5 separate regions of the Homo sapiens genome follow, and regions 2, 3, 4 and 5 are each linked to region 1. The links are chromatin contacts, found by Hi-C or POLR2A ChIA-PET in ENCODE. All regions are on one chromosome and are shown on one strand. Each heading gives the region's core, a stretch centred on a gene start or an enhancer-like site at or near the end of the contact. The rest is flanking DNA. Distances are from core to core; before and after follow the strand shown.

Region 1 (2,662 bases), core at 81-2,580:
GTGCTTTGCACAGTGCCGGGCACATATTCTCTCTTGAGCTTAGAAATCTCTGTCAAATGAGATTCTTGTCAACTCTGCCCACTATGAGGATCAAATGGGAAAACTGCCTTAGAATGCCACAGAAGCTGTATTGGACACACCTAGGGGACTGTTACTGGTATGCTGGGCGGCCAAGCCAGCAGACTCAAACAGCTCTGCAAATCAGCCAGAGTGGGGAGTGAGCTTCCTCTGCCTATAAGCACAGAACCCCCACCGAGATTTTTTAGATGCCATCCTTGTGATCCTAGGGCTTCCGGCCTCCACCAAAACGCTCCATGCATCCTTCCAACCCCCGCACAGTCCTCAGTTTACATAGAGAAAAACCAGCACACTAAAGGAAGTGACGTGTCTTTAAACATACAAACAGGAAGCCGAGAACAGAATTAAGGAGGGAATCCAGGCTCCTTATACCAGCCCTGGTTCCTCCCAGAGGCTCATCCCATCTCACTGGGCAATCATTCTACACACCACAACCACCGGTTACACTGTCCCTCCCCGCTGTCAGGGCCTCTGACACCAGTTGTGGCAATCACTTATAGTACAGAGGAGAAACCAAAGTCCAGAGGGAGAGATCACACAGTTGGTGCGCAGCAAAGTCTGGGCTTTTCGATATGGCAGCCTCCCTGCAGACAGGCTGACCTTGGCCGCAAGGGCTCTCGGGCTGTCTTTTTTGAGCTGCACCTGTGTCGGGCTGGCGCTCGGGTGGCACCCAAGGTTAAATACGACAGCAACTTCTGTGCAGCGGGCACTTAACTGTGCCAGGCTCTGAACTGGGCATTTTACCGATTTTACCGATTCCTCCCATCCATCCTCCAAGTGGGCGCTCTCCATATCCCTGTTTCTCGGAAGGGAAACAGGCTCAGAGAAAGGGATTTGCTGCGGTCTGGGGACCGGGGTGGGGGAGTGCCCTGCCTGGGCTTTGAGTGCCTTGACTTTCCTCCTGTACCCCGACCCATGGACTGCTCCGTAGTCCCTGCCCAGGTCCGGCCCGTAGACCTCTTGGGGACGCGCACGTGAGGCCTGTGCCGGCCCGCGCGCACGCGCCGGGTCACGTGACGAGCCGGGGACCCGGGACCTCAGGGCGCCGAAACAGTTAGGGGTCGCAGCCTCCCCTCTCCCAGCGGCTGCCTACCCTTCGCACCGCCTCGCGCTACTCACTCCGGGCGGGGGCTCCCGGGACCGAGAGAAGAAGATGGGGAAGAGGAAGGGAGGGCGGCGGCGGCGGAGACGCCACAAGCCAACCGCAGCTCCGCCAGACCACGACCAGACGCGACAGCTCGCGGCGCGCGCTGCCTTTGTCCGCCAACGTCACTTCCGGGCGTTTAGGGGCGGGCCCATGGCTGGCTCCACCCCCTCGCTCAGCTCGCCCCTCCCCCGCGCGGGCTCCGGATTTAACTTAACTTCTTTTGAAAAATAATTTAAATTTTTTTTTTTTTTTTTTTGAGATAGAATCTTGCTCTGTCAAGCAGGCTGGAGTGCAGTGGCGCGATCTCGGCTCACCGCAACCTCTGCCTCCCAGGTTCCAGCGATTCTCCTGCGTCAGCCTCCAGAGTACCTGGGACTACAGGCGTGAGCTACCACACCCAGCTAATTTTTGTATTTTTAGTAGAGACGGGTTTTCACCATGTTGGCCAGGCTGGTCTCGAACTCCTGACTTCAAGTGATCCGCCCGCCTCTGCCTTCCGAAGTGTTGGGATTATAGGCGTGAGCCACCGCACCTGGCCTAATTTGACTTCTTTAAAAAAAAAAAATTAGAGACGGGGTCTCACCCTGTTGCTCAGGCTGATCTTGAACTCCTGGCCTCAAGCGAGGCTTCCACCTCGGCCTTCCAGACTGCTGGGATTACATGCGTGAGCCACCGCGCCCAACACAGGTTACAGCTCAAAACTTGACTAAATTGACTTTTGGGAATCTAGAAGGACCTCCCGAACGGAAAAGAGCCGCAGCGTCGCCCTCTCCCCGTCCCCAGCACGTACAACAGTTCGTTTGGAGGCTGCAGGCTGGACTTCTAAAAACGAGTGTGTTGTGCGGGCTTTGAGTAAAAAGGGAAAAAAAAGCCATTGGTCCTCAAATCCACCCATCTCCATTAGCATCTTAAAATAATACCGACCCCCCAAAATAAATAAAATAAAAAGAAATACTCTCGGCAGTGCCATGGGATTCCCACTGAAATGAGCAAAACAAGCCCATGACGTTTCCATTCCAAAAGCGTGGCCCTTCCCTAGGCTCCTCCCATGCAAAGAAATTCTGGAGCTATCTCCGAGGCAGCGGTGATGGAAACGGGAGCTTGCAGGTGGGTAGAGCCTGTTAACATTTCCGAGCTTCAGTCTCCTGTCAGAAGAGGAAGTTGAGCAACGTAATAATTACTCAACTTCTGATGCTCTGAGAGGGTTAAACTTGTGGGACATTGCACGTCAGACCTTCAGCTCAGCACCTGCAGTGGGTTCTCAGGAAATGGAAGCTGTTATAATGACAATATCCATCTTAAGTTCATTTTTCCTATACTATTAATAATATCCTTGTGTTGGCAGGGCACGGTGGTGCACGACTCTAATCCCAGCATTTTGGGAGGCCAAGGCAGGCGGATCACCTGAGGTCAGGAATTTGAGACCAGCCTGGCCAA
Region 2 (2,662 bases), core at 55-2,554, 500 kb before region 1:
TCCTGCCACTTCTGGGAAAGGCACAGCTGATGGGCCTCCTGCACTCCTCTCCACTGTTTAGAAGGAGGTGTTTCTTCCTCTGCATGGGGAGATGCTGTTTGGCGCCCGCTGGCAGGACCTGCCTTCCTTTACTGTTGCCGTGGAGCTGAGCAGAGAGAGCTGTCCCATGCTGCCTGACCCGCTGACAGCCAAGCAGAGCTTAGCATGGGCCGAGTCTCAGCCTCTGAATTGGGAAGAATTCAAAGGCTGCCAGGGCTGGGGGCAGAACACTTGATACCAGTGAACCAAGAAGGGAAAACTCTGCCTTAGGCTAATCATCAAACACAGCATTGACCTGGCTTATCAAATTTCAGTTAACAAGCAAATATGCTTAATCACTACTCATTTTTCTAGACAATGATGGCCCTTTCCCAGAAAATAGGACCCTAGAGTCATTCACTGTGTGACTCAGAAAAGCCCCTATTAGTGCTCAGATATAGGTCAAAGTCATTGTGCTGTGAAAAGCCACGCAGTTATCTGACGATAGAGGATGTCTGAGGATCATTAGCAGACTTAGAGATGACTCAGAAGATTCCATTTTCAGACGTAAGCGCCTGATGGCGGGCCTGACAGAAAGTCGGCCCCCTGTTCTCCCTCGTGAACTGGCCACGTATATTCCTAAGTTCTTGCCACTGAGTTCTTGAAAGCAGGCTCCAATGATGCTTAGTGGAACGGCAAGTTCCATCTTCCCTGACAAGACCCAGCTAGGTTTGGCAGATACTGTACTTCAAACCAGATCAGACAGCCTGGGGCTCCAGTGTCCGCTTCCTTCTGCTAAAAATAGAGGAACCACCCCTGCAGCCACGAAATGCTGAGAGCAGCCGACCCGATTCACACTGTGCTGCTTTGTGTTAGGCAAAGGGGTCAGGGCTAAGGAAGAGGGAAGAAAGATTTCTTACACGGACTCCATTTCCAAGTCTTCTTCTTCCTGAGAAAGTTGTAGGTAGGGGTTATCTGAAGCCGGACGGAATTTATACCCCGTTAGAACAAAGAAGACCAGTGTGGCCGTTTCATCCAGGAGCTGCAAGTTTAAAAACCACCCCAAAATAAAGAGATTAGCAACACTGTTCTTCAGAAAGCAGTGGAATTCAACAAACTGACATATTTCCCCACAACCCACCACTCGATGGTTCTTTACTCAGATGCCACTTCCTGCTACAGGGCATTTTCCTTAGACTTGCCGAGGCCTAAACGAGGAGTGTCCTGCCCAGGGCTGACATTTCCGAGGCTGTGCTCTGCTGTGCTTTCACCAGTCTTCATGGGTAGCTTTTAAGAGCTCACCACATACCCACTTCCTCCCACAGTGCCTACAGCACCCAGTGAGTTATTCAAGAAAAAAGTCATTTGGTGGCTTCCTCTAGTAGTTAAGCTAGTTCTAGTTTGTCGCAAAGATACTTATTATCGAAATAATAAAATGGGCAAAGAAGAAGGGCAGCCTGAATTCTAACTACTCAGCCCTGTAACTAAAGGAAAGGACCACATCTCATCTAAGTTCTAATGATTCAGGGCAAATCTTTCTCTACCTGAAGCTTTTCTCTTGACTTTTAAGACTGAAAACTAAAATCAAGAATGCAATTATTTTCAGATTCCTCATAGAATCCAGCAGCATTTCTGGACAAACAGATCATCTCAATTATAGGCCAGAAGAGATGGAAGGAGGCCAAGTGTGGTGGCTCACACCTGTAATCCCAGAACACTGGGAGGCCAAGGTGGGCGGATCACTTGAGATCAGGTGTTTGAGACCAGCCTGGCCAACACTGCAAAGCCCCATCTCTACTAAAAAAACAAAAATTAACTGGGCATGGTGGTGCATCCCTATAATCCCAGCTACTCAGGAGGCTGAGGCAGGAGAATCGCTTGAACCCGGGAGGTGGAGGTTGCAGTGAGCTGAGATTGCGCCACTGCACTCCAGCCTGGGTGACAGAGTGAGACCCTGTCTCAAAAACTAAAAAAAAAATTTTTAGTTAAAAAAAAGAAGAGATGGAAGGTCTTAGTGGTCATTCCCAGATAAATTAGTAACAACTGTTAAGTTACACTTCAAGACTTTATCCTCAGGCATAAATTCTCTGGCATTCTGCCCTGTGAGCAGCGTACCTGGTAGAGCCACTTCCACTGGAATGGAACAGCGAGTTTGAGGAGAAATGCAATGATCCTAGTGAAGTATATGTAACACACAATCTGCATGAGGAGGAAAGAAACAGGAAATCAGATCAACATTAAAATTAGGACACCACTTTAACAATTTGCTTTCACAAATGAACTAGGAAACAGAAAACAGAATCACTCAAAGAAAAGTATGTGACACTTACAGTGTGAATTAATACGTGCAGCGGAGAGACATGGCTACTCTGCTAGTTACACTTGAATTTCTTCTCTCTCTCCAGGTGACCAAGATATTGCTAACAGCCACACCCACCGGGAGCACAAGACACTTTAGTCAGGTTGTTCTTAACCCTTCCTCACCCTATCCACAGACATAAGCCCTTGATTTCAATCTCCAAAGATTTTATTTCTTATGCTCAGGCTTTGAGGAATATTTACCAGTAGTAATAGCAAAATAAAGCCACACAGGGAAATTACTGACTTCTGTCCTCTTCTCTGGCAGATGCTGCAAGCATTCGAG
Region 3 (2,662 bases), core at 122-2,621, 390 kb before region 1:
AGGGAAGAGTATTAGCCGGGCCCAGTGGCTCAGGCCTGTAATCCCAGCACTTTGGGAGGCCGAGGTGGGTGGATCACAAGGTCAGGAGATCGAGACCATCCTGGCTAACACAGTGAAACTCTGTCTCTACTAAAAATATTAAAAAATTAGCCAGGCGTGGTGGCAGGTGCCTGTAGTCCCAGCTACTTGGGAGGCTGAGGCAGGAGAAGGGCATGAACCCAGGAGGCAGAGCTTGCAGTGAGCCGAGATTGCACCGCTGCACTCCAGCCTGGGCGACAGAGTGAAACTCTGTCTCAAAAAAAAAAAAAAAAGAAGAGTGTTGTATTGGGGAGGTAAAAAAAAAAAAAAAAAAAAACCACGTTAGACCAGACCATGATGTCCATTGTTTTTTATTTTTTTGATGGAGTCTCACTCTGTCACCCGGGCTGGAGTGCAGTAGTGCGATCTTAGCTCACTGCAACCTCTGCCTTCCGGGTTCAAGTGATTCTCCTGCCTTAGCCTCCAGAGTAGCTGGGACTACAGGCACCCACCACCATACCTGGGTAATTTTTGTATTTTTAGTAGAGACTGGGTTTCGCGATGTTGGCCAGGCTGGTCTTGAACTCCCAACCTCAAGTGATCCTCCTGCCTTGGCCTCCCAAAGTGCTGAGATTACAGGCGTGAGCTACCGCACCCAGCCTGGATTTGTTTTTAAAACATGATATTAGTGTGTTAATTACATTCACATTTGCCTAGAAGAAATTTGTAACAGAAATAGGAGCTCAAAACATTGAAATGAGATGAAGCAACAAATAATTTAAAGCCACTTAAAAATAGAGCCAAACATGGTGGGATTTCTTTGAAATATCTGTTAATGTTTATTTTTTAAAGCTGAATACTGTTCAGTTATTAAGTAGAACCAACTACCCGTGTATAATTAATGAAAAGAAAACACTTGTGCTAGGTTTATAGGTATATAAACACTTAGATATCTCACATTCTTTGGCAACAGCTTAGGGAAGGCAGCCATGTACTAGAGACTTTTAGCTTTTTTTTGCAGCTGATCTCAGGGACTTGAAGAACTCCTTATGGTATGATTGAATTATTTTTTAATAGGTAAAATTCTCACGTTATTGCATGCTCTTCATAAATTACCTTTTTTTTAAAAGAGATGGGGTCTTGCTATGTTGCTGAGGCTGGTCTCAATCTCCTGTGCTCAAGTGATTCTCCCACCTCAGCCTACCAAAGTGTTGTCATTATAGACATGAGCCACCCTGCTCTGCCAAATGACATTTTTAACAGCTCCATGAGATCAGGGGACTCTTCTGTTCACAGTTACATCCCCAGCACCTTGCAGAGTCACTGGCACATTCCTGAAACCCAACATAATAAACTACGTATGTGAACAAAACCAACTCTGACCACAGGCTAGAAAGAATTCAGTAGAAGTTTCCATTGACTCATTCATGCATTAAGCAAATATTTTCTTTTCTTTTCTTTTTTTGAGACAGAGTTTTGCTCTTGTTGTCCAGGCTAGAGTGCAATGGCGAGATCTTGGCTCACCGCAACCTCCTCCTCCCAGGTTCAAGCGATTCTCCTGCCTCAGCCTCCTGAGTAGCTCTAATTACAGGCGTGCACCACCACGCCCAGCTAATTTTGTGTTTTTAGTAGAGACAGGGTTTCTCCATGTTGGTCAGGCTGGTGTTGAACTCCCAGCCTCAGGTGATCCGCCAGCCTCGGCCTCCCAAAGTGCTGGGATTACAGGTGTGAGCCCCCATGCCCGGCCTCAGCAAATATTTTCAAAGGACATCTAGATTGGTAGTGCAGTATGTCTTGACTGATAGTGGGGGATGTGATGAATCAGGTATTGTGAAGAAGAAACTCATGTTAGAACTACCTGAACAATGCCAAGAGCACCTCCTGGTAAGTGGAGTTTCACAAAAGGAGTATTAAAAGGGCACTAATCCCATTCACAAGGGGCCCACCCTCATGACCTAATCACCTCCCAAAGGGCCCACCTCCAGGTACCACTGCACTGGGGATTAGGTTTCAACATATGAATTGGGAAAGGGAGGCATAAACATTCAGTCTGTAACAATAATATATAAAATTTTAAATCAAACTAGATAAACATTTATTCAAAATAAGACAGTTACCTTAATATATAAGAAGTTTATGCAAAACAATAAATACAAAATTTCTAATAGATGAATGAACAAAGATTAAGAAGAGAACAGTTACAAAAGGAATTCCAAATTCCAAATGAAAATGTCTAAAACATTAATTTCATGAATAATTAAATAAATGCACTTTGGGAGACCGAGGCAGGTGCATTGCTTGAGCCCAGGAGTTCAAGACCAGCCTGGGCAATATGGCAAAACCCCATCTCTACAAAAGATACAAAAATTAGCCAGGCATGGTGGCTTGCGCCTGTAGTCCCAGCTACTCAGGAGGCTGAGGTGGGAGGATCACCTGAGCCCAGGAGGTTGAGGTTACAGCGAGCCGAAATTGTGCCAATGCATTCCAGTCCAGGCAACAGAGTGAGACCCTATCTCCAAAACAAAACAAAACAAAAGAAATAAATGCAAAAAAAGCAATTTGCCTACCAAATAAGGTAGTTTTTTTGTTTTGCAAATGGTAGTATTCAGTCCTAGTCAGGGTTCAGCAAGTTAGGGATCCTTGT
Region 4 (2,662 bases), core at 79-2,578, 310 kb before region 1:
TTGCTGCGGCTTTGGAGAATCTGATGTATCACAGTATTTTGCTGTTTTTGAAGGTTTCCCTATCCTTGTAGTCAGTGAGAGTGAGTGAGACTGTAGAAATAGATCGTCCTTTGCAATTGTATGTCCAAGCATGGAAGAAAAACTCCTGGAGAGACAGTGTTCCTTTAACATAAAAGGCAGACCGTCTAAAATATACTTTGATTTATTATCTTCTACACAGCTTACTTTCTAGGCTGGACTGTAGACATGTTGGTCCTTATTCAGCGTCTTCCACAGTTCACGTCTAGGGCCCTTGTTATGTTTTCAGGATTACTGCATAGAAACAGGGCAAAGGGCATTATGAATCTATTAGGAGGTAATATGCTTACAGAAGGAATTATGCAGCTAAAGCTAAAACATGATTAGGGATTCTGTGGAGCTACAGGAAGAGGATCACAGCCACTTCCAACCAAATGGTGCTGGGTGGGGTACCTCTGGCACCAGCTTTCATGGGTAAAATATTCTACTTGGGTAAAATATTCTAAAATATTGGCGTGAGTGGATTTATTGTCAGAAAGCTTTTATCTGCTCTCATGGGTTGTGTGTGTGTGTATGTGTGTGCGTGTAAGTACATGCATACATATTATATATAATGATGGCATTCTGATGTGATGCCTGTTTGAGATCTTAAGTTATTTTAAAAACTCACTTAGATAGAATCTTCAAAATAAACGGGGAAACTACCTCCTGAGCTCTTGCTGTTCTTTACAGAAGAGATGAAGAAATCCCCCACTGGATTTTTGTGAGACTTTCTGAGGAAGCCTTGTGAATAAAATAGAGACTGTTTTAGAAATTTGAGGTCTAATGGGAATTTTTTTTTAAACATTCATAGCGAAATGATACATGATGAAACTCAGCAGCTGAAGAGTTAATAGGGCATTTGTGCTGGACGGGCTCGGGGAACAGATGGAATGCATGTAGGTGGGAAAGCTATTATTTAAACAGAGGAGGGCTACTGTGTGTTGGAAGGGGGTGGATTTTTGAGGGTAGCTGGGTACTTAACATTTTGGGGCTAGACTAATATATTTACTAGTGGACACAGGAAGAAGCAGACGCCAAGGCATATGGTCAGGAAGGGAGTTAACAGGCCACCAACAAAGAGGAAGAATGCGGCAGCTGAAATCAACTGAGGGTAGATGAAAAGAGGATAAAATGGCACCGACAGATCCAAAGGCCTTAAGAAACTCAAAAAACCTCAGTAATAAGGAAATGTGTTTGGAAATACTGATATTGTTACCTTCATTTGGGAAGTGTTCACGTGTGAATAGGGAAGAAAATAAGGGAAGCAACTGTGAATTACCTTAGGCTTTCACCAGATGAGTATGAGTAAAATGTGTGAAGTGAAATTCAGGTTAACCCTTCAAGTCACATAGGCAGGAAACCAATAAAGAAGATTGACATGAAAAAAAAAGCCAATACTAAATGTTCCCATCAAGAAGAAAGTGGAACAAATACTTCAGCTTTCCTCTCATGTGTTTCTTTTCTTTTCTTTCTTCCTTCCTTTTTCTTTCTCTCTTTCACTTTCTCTTTCTTTCTCTTTCATTCGTTTGTTCTTTTTTTTTCTTTTCTTTTTTTTGAGAGAGATAGTCTGGCTCAGTCGCCCAGGCTGGAGTGCAGTGGTGCGATCTCGGCTCGCTGCAACCTCCGGCTCCTGGGTTCAAGCGATTCTCCTGTCTCGGCCTCCCAAGTAGCTGGGACTAAAGGCGCCCACCACCACGCCCATCTAATTTTTGTATTTTTAGTAGAGACGGGGTTTCACCATGTTGGCCAGGATGGTCTCAATCTCTTGACCTCGTCATCCACCCGCCTCAGCCTCCCAAAGTGCTGGGATTACAGGCGTGAGGCACCGCACCTGGCCTCTTTCGTTCTTTCTTCCCTTTCTTTCTCTCTTTTCTTCTTTTCTGTCTTTTTCTTGTGTTTCTGATTTTCTTTCTTTCATGATTAGGTCTTAATTTTCTTGTTTTTGTTTGTTTGGTGTTTTGTTTTGTTTTTTGAAACAGTCTTGCTCTGTTACCCAGGCTGGAGTGCAGTGGCGCAGTCACAGCTTACTGTATACTTGACCTCCTGAGCTCAAGCAATCCTCCCACCTCAGTCTCCCAAGTAGCTGGGACCACAGGCACACATCACCACACCCAACTAATTTATTTATTTATTTATTTATTATTTTATTATTATTATTTTTTGAGACGGAGTCTTGCTCTGTCGCCCAGGCTGGAGTATAGTGGCGCGATCTCGGCTCATTGCAAGCTCCGCCTCCCGGGTTCACGCCATTCTCGTGCCTCAGCCTCCCGAGTAGCTGGGACTACAGGCACCCACCACCACACCCGGCTAATTTTTTGTATTTTTTTTAGTAGAGACGGGGTTTCACCATGTTAGCCAGGATGGTCTTGATCTCCTGATCTTGTGATCTGCCCACCTCAGCCTCCCAAAGTGTTAGGATTACAGGCGTGAGCCACCGCGCCCAGCCAATTTATTTGTTATTATTATTTTTTGACACAGGGTCTCGTTCTGTTGCGCAGGCTGGAATGCAGTGGTAGTGATCACAGCTCACTGCAGCCTCAGCCTCCCAGGCTCAAGCAATCCTCCTGCCTCAGCCTCCTGAGTAACTGGAACTATAGGCACA
Region 5 (2,662 bases), core at 121-2,620, 260 kb before region 1:
GCACTGTTTTAGGAAAACAGTTGTCCAGGAAATGACATATTCGCAGCTACACCAAGTGCAGACCTGGCAGCTCTGCTGATGCCAAGCATCCTCACTTGCGGAGGGCAGGAGGTGAGGGCACCAATATGGGGCCATTGGTAACCTCTAACCACAAGTGCGTGCAGTTGGCTTCAAGGCACCATTGAGAATTGCTGGTTCCCAGTGTGACACAGTGTGGCACAAGGGAACAAGGTGGATCTACTGTTATCCTACCCGAAACCCTCTCCTCTAGGTTGTCAGCAAAAAAGTCCACTTGGGAAGAATATTTCGGGACTGCGCCCAGCCGTCTGTGGGGCGGAGACGGGCTGTCTCCACCTGTGAACCCCCCCATGCCCCACCCGCCCCTGCCGAGCCTTCTCCAAGAGCCGCACCAGCGCTGAGAAGCCTAGAACAGAGCCTGCTGGTTTGGGGCCCCCATTTCCGCGGGTGTGGACATCACAGAGGTCGGGAGCATTGGGGGCGACTAGTTTGTTTTCTGCTGCACTGGGGAAGCCTCTTGAAGTAGGAAGTTCCTGACTCACCGGCTCCGGGGAGGCCACAAGCCTGTGGGGCCGGCTCCTCCAGCGGGTCAGGAAATACCGGCCCGCCCCACGCCCTCCACCCGCCCTGGGCACGCCCGGGCCTGGGAGGCGGCTCCTCCGTCCGCAGAGGTGGTGGGGACCCCTGGCGGGAGCAGACGGCAGAGCGCAGCAGTGGAGGGAGCAAGAAGGGCCCCCTGCGATGAGGAACGAGATGGCGGTGGACAGAGGCAGGATTCGGTCGTGCCCCCAGCTTTTTTTAAATTGAAGCGAAAGACTCAGAAATCGTGAAATGTATGGGACAGCCTGGAAGCTCCACTTTGAACTGCTGCTGCCAGAGAAGGATGGTGGGAAAGAGCCACCATCCAGACGGGTTCCCTGGCTCTGCGCACTCGCCTGGGGGAGGCCTCCTTTTCCCTGGTCCTAAAACGCTTTCCCGATAGGGGAGGCAGGGATCTGTGTTGCCAGCGCCCTCTGAGACCCGGGATGAGCGTGTGAAGGCTGCCAGCAGGCACGTGGCAGCCCCTTGGTGTGTCAGCTGCTTCTCCAGGGTCCCACTGAGTGCCCATTCGGCCTTGACTTGAGCACTCCTGCCTCCCGTTAGACCTCCAGATGGTATAGTGACCTCCGCCGGGGACATCTCCGGACCACAAAAGGTACAGAAGAAGCAGAGGAAGGACCCTATCCTTGTCCTCAGAGCTAAGGGGCCGAAAGCTGTGGGAGGAAACACGGACCCACTGTCCCCGTCGGGGATGGGGAAGGCTCCCTTCCTCCCTGCGGCACCTGCTGGACGGACGTCTCAGCCTAGGACAGGGCCGCATCCCTTCAGTCCGCACAGCCCCTGGCTGCCACGCTGTGCCGAGCCCTGCCCTTGAGAACCTGTTTCCAGTTCCAGCTCTCCACAGGCCCCCTCATCTAGGCTGGTCCCGGGTCAAATCGAAGGAAGGAATGGAGGCTGCACCCTGAGAAACCCTGGGACACCCTTCCAGAACATACATTGCCTAGGCTGTCTACTGCTCCTAGCTTTCCCCAAAGGCGTGTGTTTCTTCTGCGCCCAGCTCACCCTTGCTCCGTCCAGGTAGCAGGTGTCTCTCTGTGTAGGTGAAGTTGCAGAAGGGACGAGCCAGAGGGGGCTGTGATTCCGAAACCTCTGCTCACTTCCCCCAAGGCTCTCTGGGGCTCAAAATTAGGTAGCATTAAGACCCTCAGGATAATTTATGTTTGCACTGAATTTAAAACAGAACAAAGGTAGGAACTACACTTTTTGGGTGGCTGCGCCTTGCAAATGTATTCGGATGCAGGTTTGTGAGCAGCGCCATGGCCGACAGAACCACAGGCAGGCGGCAGGTCTCCTGCAGCCTCCCCCACGGTGCAGGGGCGCCTTTCCGGCTCCTCTAAGAAGCGCTGCTGAAGCCACGCCCTGGCTTAGCGCGGAGGAGGAGCCACCGTGGGGCACCGTGGGGAGCGAGGCCTGAGCCCCGCCTCCCCAGTCACCGAGCACTTCCTGTCCCTGCTCAGTAATCAAGCACAGACTTCAGATCTTGGCATCTCAGTCTGAACTCCTTAAAAGCCAGGTATTTTAAAAGAAACGTTTTAAGGCAAATTGGTACCTATTTCCAGCCCACCTTTCTGTAGTGCAAGAACTGTCTCCAAACCTCCTAAATAAATCTTCCAGACAAAACTTTCATTCTCATTTTCCATGTTCAATGTCAATCACGTGGATTGACACATATCTAACCTTCAAATGTAAACAAAGCCAAAAATATTGCTTAGAGATTCCCACATAAAGACAAAGGTTGCTTTTTCCTCTTCCGGGAACGCTGTCTACAGGCACTCAGCATGGCCCAGTTTCCCAAACCGTCATAGGCTTTCCTAGAATACAGCCTCTAACAGCACTAGGCCGGCCCGAACCCCTGGGAAGAGAATCGTTTACCTTTATACCAAGATTGGGAAACTGCCAAAGTCTGCACATGGCATGGGCCTGGGCTGACTCCGAGGGGTTTGTGCTGTGAGACCTAAAGCTCCTATGAGACTGCCCCAAAGCAAAAACATGTCAGCAAGCGGCCAGGCGTGGTGGCTCACGCCTGTAATCCCAGCACTTTGGG

The links. Hi-C counts contacts between places; a loop is a spot of excess contacts on that map. ChIA-PET counts read pairs that join two places held with the same protein, here RNA polymerase II (POLR2A). Pooled maps may share reads with other maps.
Region 2: a pooled map shows a loop between it and region 1 (5-fold over the local background). The contact joins the enhancer-like site here to the promoter of NTMT1 in region 1. A Hi-C loop is called at or near these places in 2 of 50 pooled maps. POLR2A ChIA-PET finds 5 or more read pairs at or near these places in 4 of 52 experiments (GM10248, PC-9, T-cell and 1 more).
Region 3: a loop to region 1 is called in a map with no recorded cell type, with 4 times the contacts of the local background. The contact joins the enhancer-like site here to the promoter of NTMT1 in region 1. A Hi-C loop is called at or near these places in 1 of 37 single-sample maps with no recorded cell type. POLR2A ChIA-PET finds 5 or more read pairs at or near these places in 1 of 52 experiments (MCF 10A).
Region 4: a pooled map shows a loop between it and region 1 (4-fold over the local background). The contact joins the enhancer-like site here to the promoter of NTMT1 in region 1. A Hi-C loop is called at or near these places in 1 of 168 maps with a recorded cell type or tissue (CD8-positive, alpha-beta T cell) and 4 of 50 pooled maps. POLR2A ChIA-PET finds 5 or more read pairs at or near these places in 1 of 52 experiments (BJ).
Region 5: a loop to region 1 is called in a map of naive thymus-derived CD4-positive, alpha-beta T cell, with 4 times the contacts of the local background. The contact joins the enhancer-like site here to the promoter of NTMT1 in region 1. A Hi-C loop is called at or near these places in 1 of 168 maps with a recorded cell type or tissue (naive thymus-derived CD4-positive, alpha-beta T cell) and 8 of 50 pooled maps. POLR2A ChIA-PET finds 5 or more read pairs at or near these places in 2 of 52 experiments (H1 and activated naive CD8-positive, alpha-beta T cell).

The regions. Positions count from the first base shown.
Region 1 is chr9:129,624,831-129,627,492 of GRCh38, reverse strand. NTMT1 (N-terminal Xaa-Pro-Lys N-methyltransferase 1) reads right to left here and starts at 1,330. Exons shown (of 4, transcript NM_014064.4): 1 at 1,198-1,330. RefSeq lists a silencer at 966-1,205 and an enhancer at 819-1,357.
Region 2 is chr9:130,127,038-130,129,699 of GRCh38, reverse strand. It overlaps GPR107 (G protein-coupled receptor 107), which reads right to left. Exons shown (of 18, transcript NM_020960.5): 16 at 2,134-2,217; 17 at 939-1,060. Among named protein-coding and RNA genes, the nearest start is that of GPRACR, 16 kb to the left of the region's middle. RefSeq lists an enhancer at 523-742. Within about 2 kb of position 1,304, at least 28 of the 41 ENCODE cell types and tissues checked have a DNase peak (open chromatin) inside an H3K27ac peak, as active enhancers do; they include PC-9, where a contact is called at or near this core.
Region 3 is chr9:130,015,565-130,018,226 of GRCh38, reverse strand. All of the region lies in intron 1 of FNBP1 (formin binding protein 1), which reads left to right. Among named protein-coding and RNA genes, the nearest start is that of FNBP1, 26 kb to the left of the region's middle. Within about 2 kb of position 1,371, at least 5 of the 41 ENCODE cell types and tissues checked have a DNase peak (open chromatin) inside an H3K27ac peak, as active enhancers do.
Region 4 is chr9:129,931,166-129,933,827 of GRCh38, reverse strand. The region is part of intron 6 of FNBP1 (formin binding protein 1); the gene reads left to right. Among named protein-coding and RNA genes, the nearest start is that of MIR6855, 63 kb to the right of the region's middle. RefSeq lists enhancers at 641-790, 811-870, 891-990, 1,131-1,200. Within about 2 kb of position 1,328, at least 7 of the 41 ENCODE cell types and tissues checked have a DNase peak (open chromatin) inside an H3K27ac peak, as active enhancers do; they include CD8-positive, alpha-beta T cell, where a contact is called at or near this core.
Region 5 is chr9:129,883,904-129,886,565 of GRCh38, reverse strand. No RefSeq gene overlaps it. Among named protein-coding and RNA genes, the nearest start is that of MIR6855, 16 kb to the right of the region's middle. RefSeq lists a silencer at 541-790 and enhancers at 981-1,030, 1,081-1,762, 1,561-1,870, 1,862-2,156. Within about 2 kb of position 1,370, at least 36 of the 41 ENCODE cell types and tissues checked have a DNase peak (open chromatin) inside an H3K27ac peak, as active enhancers do.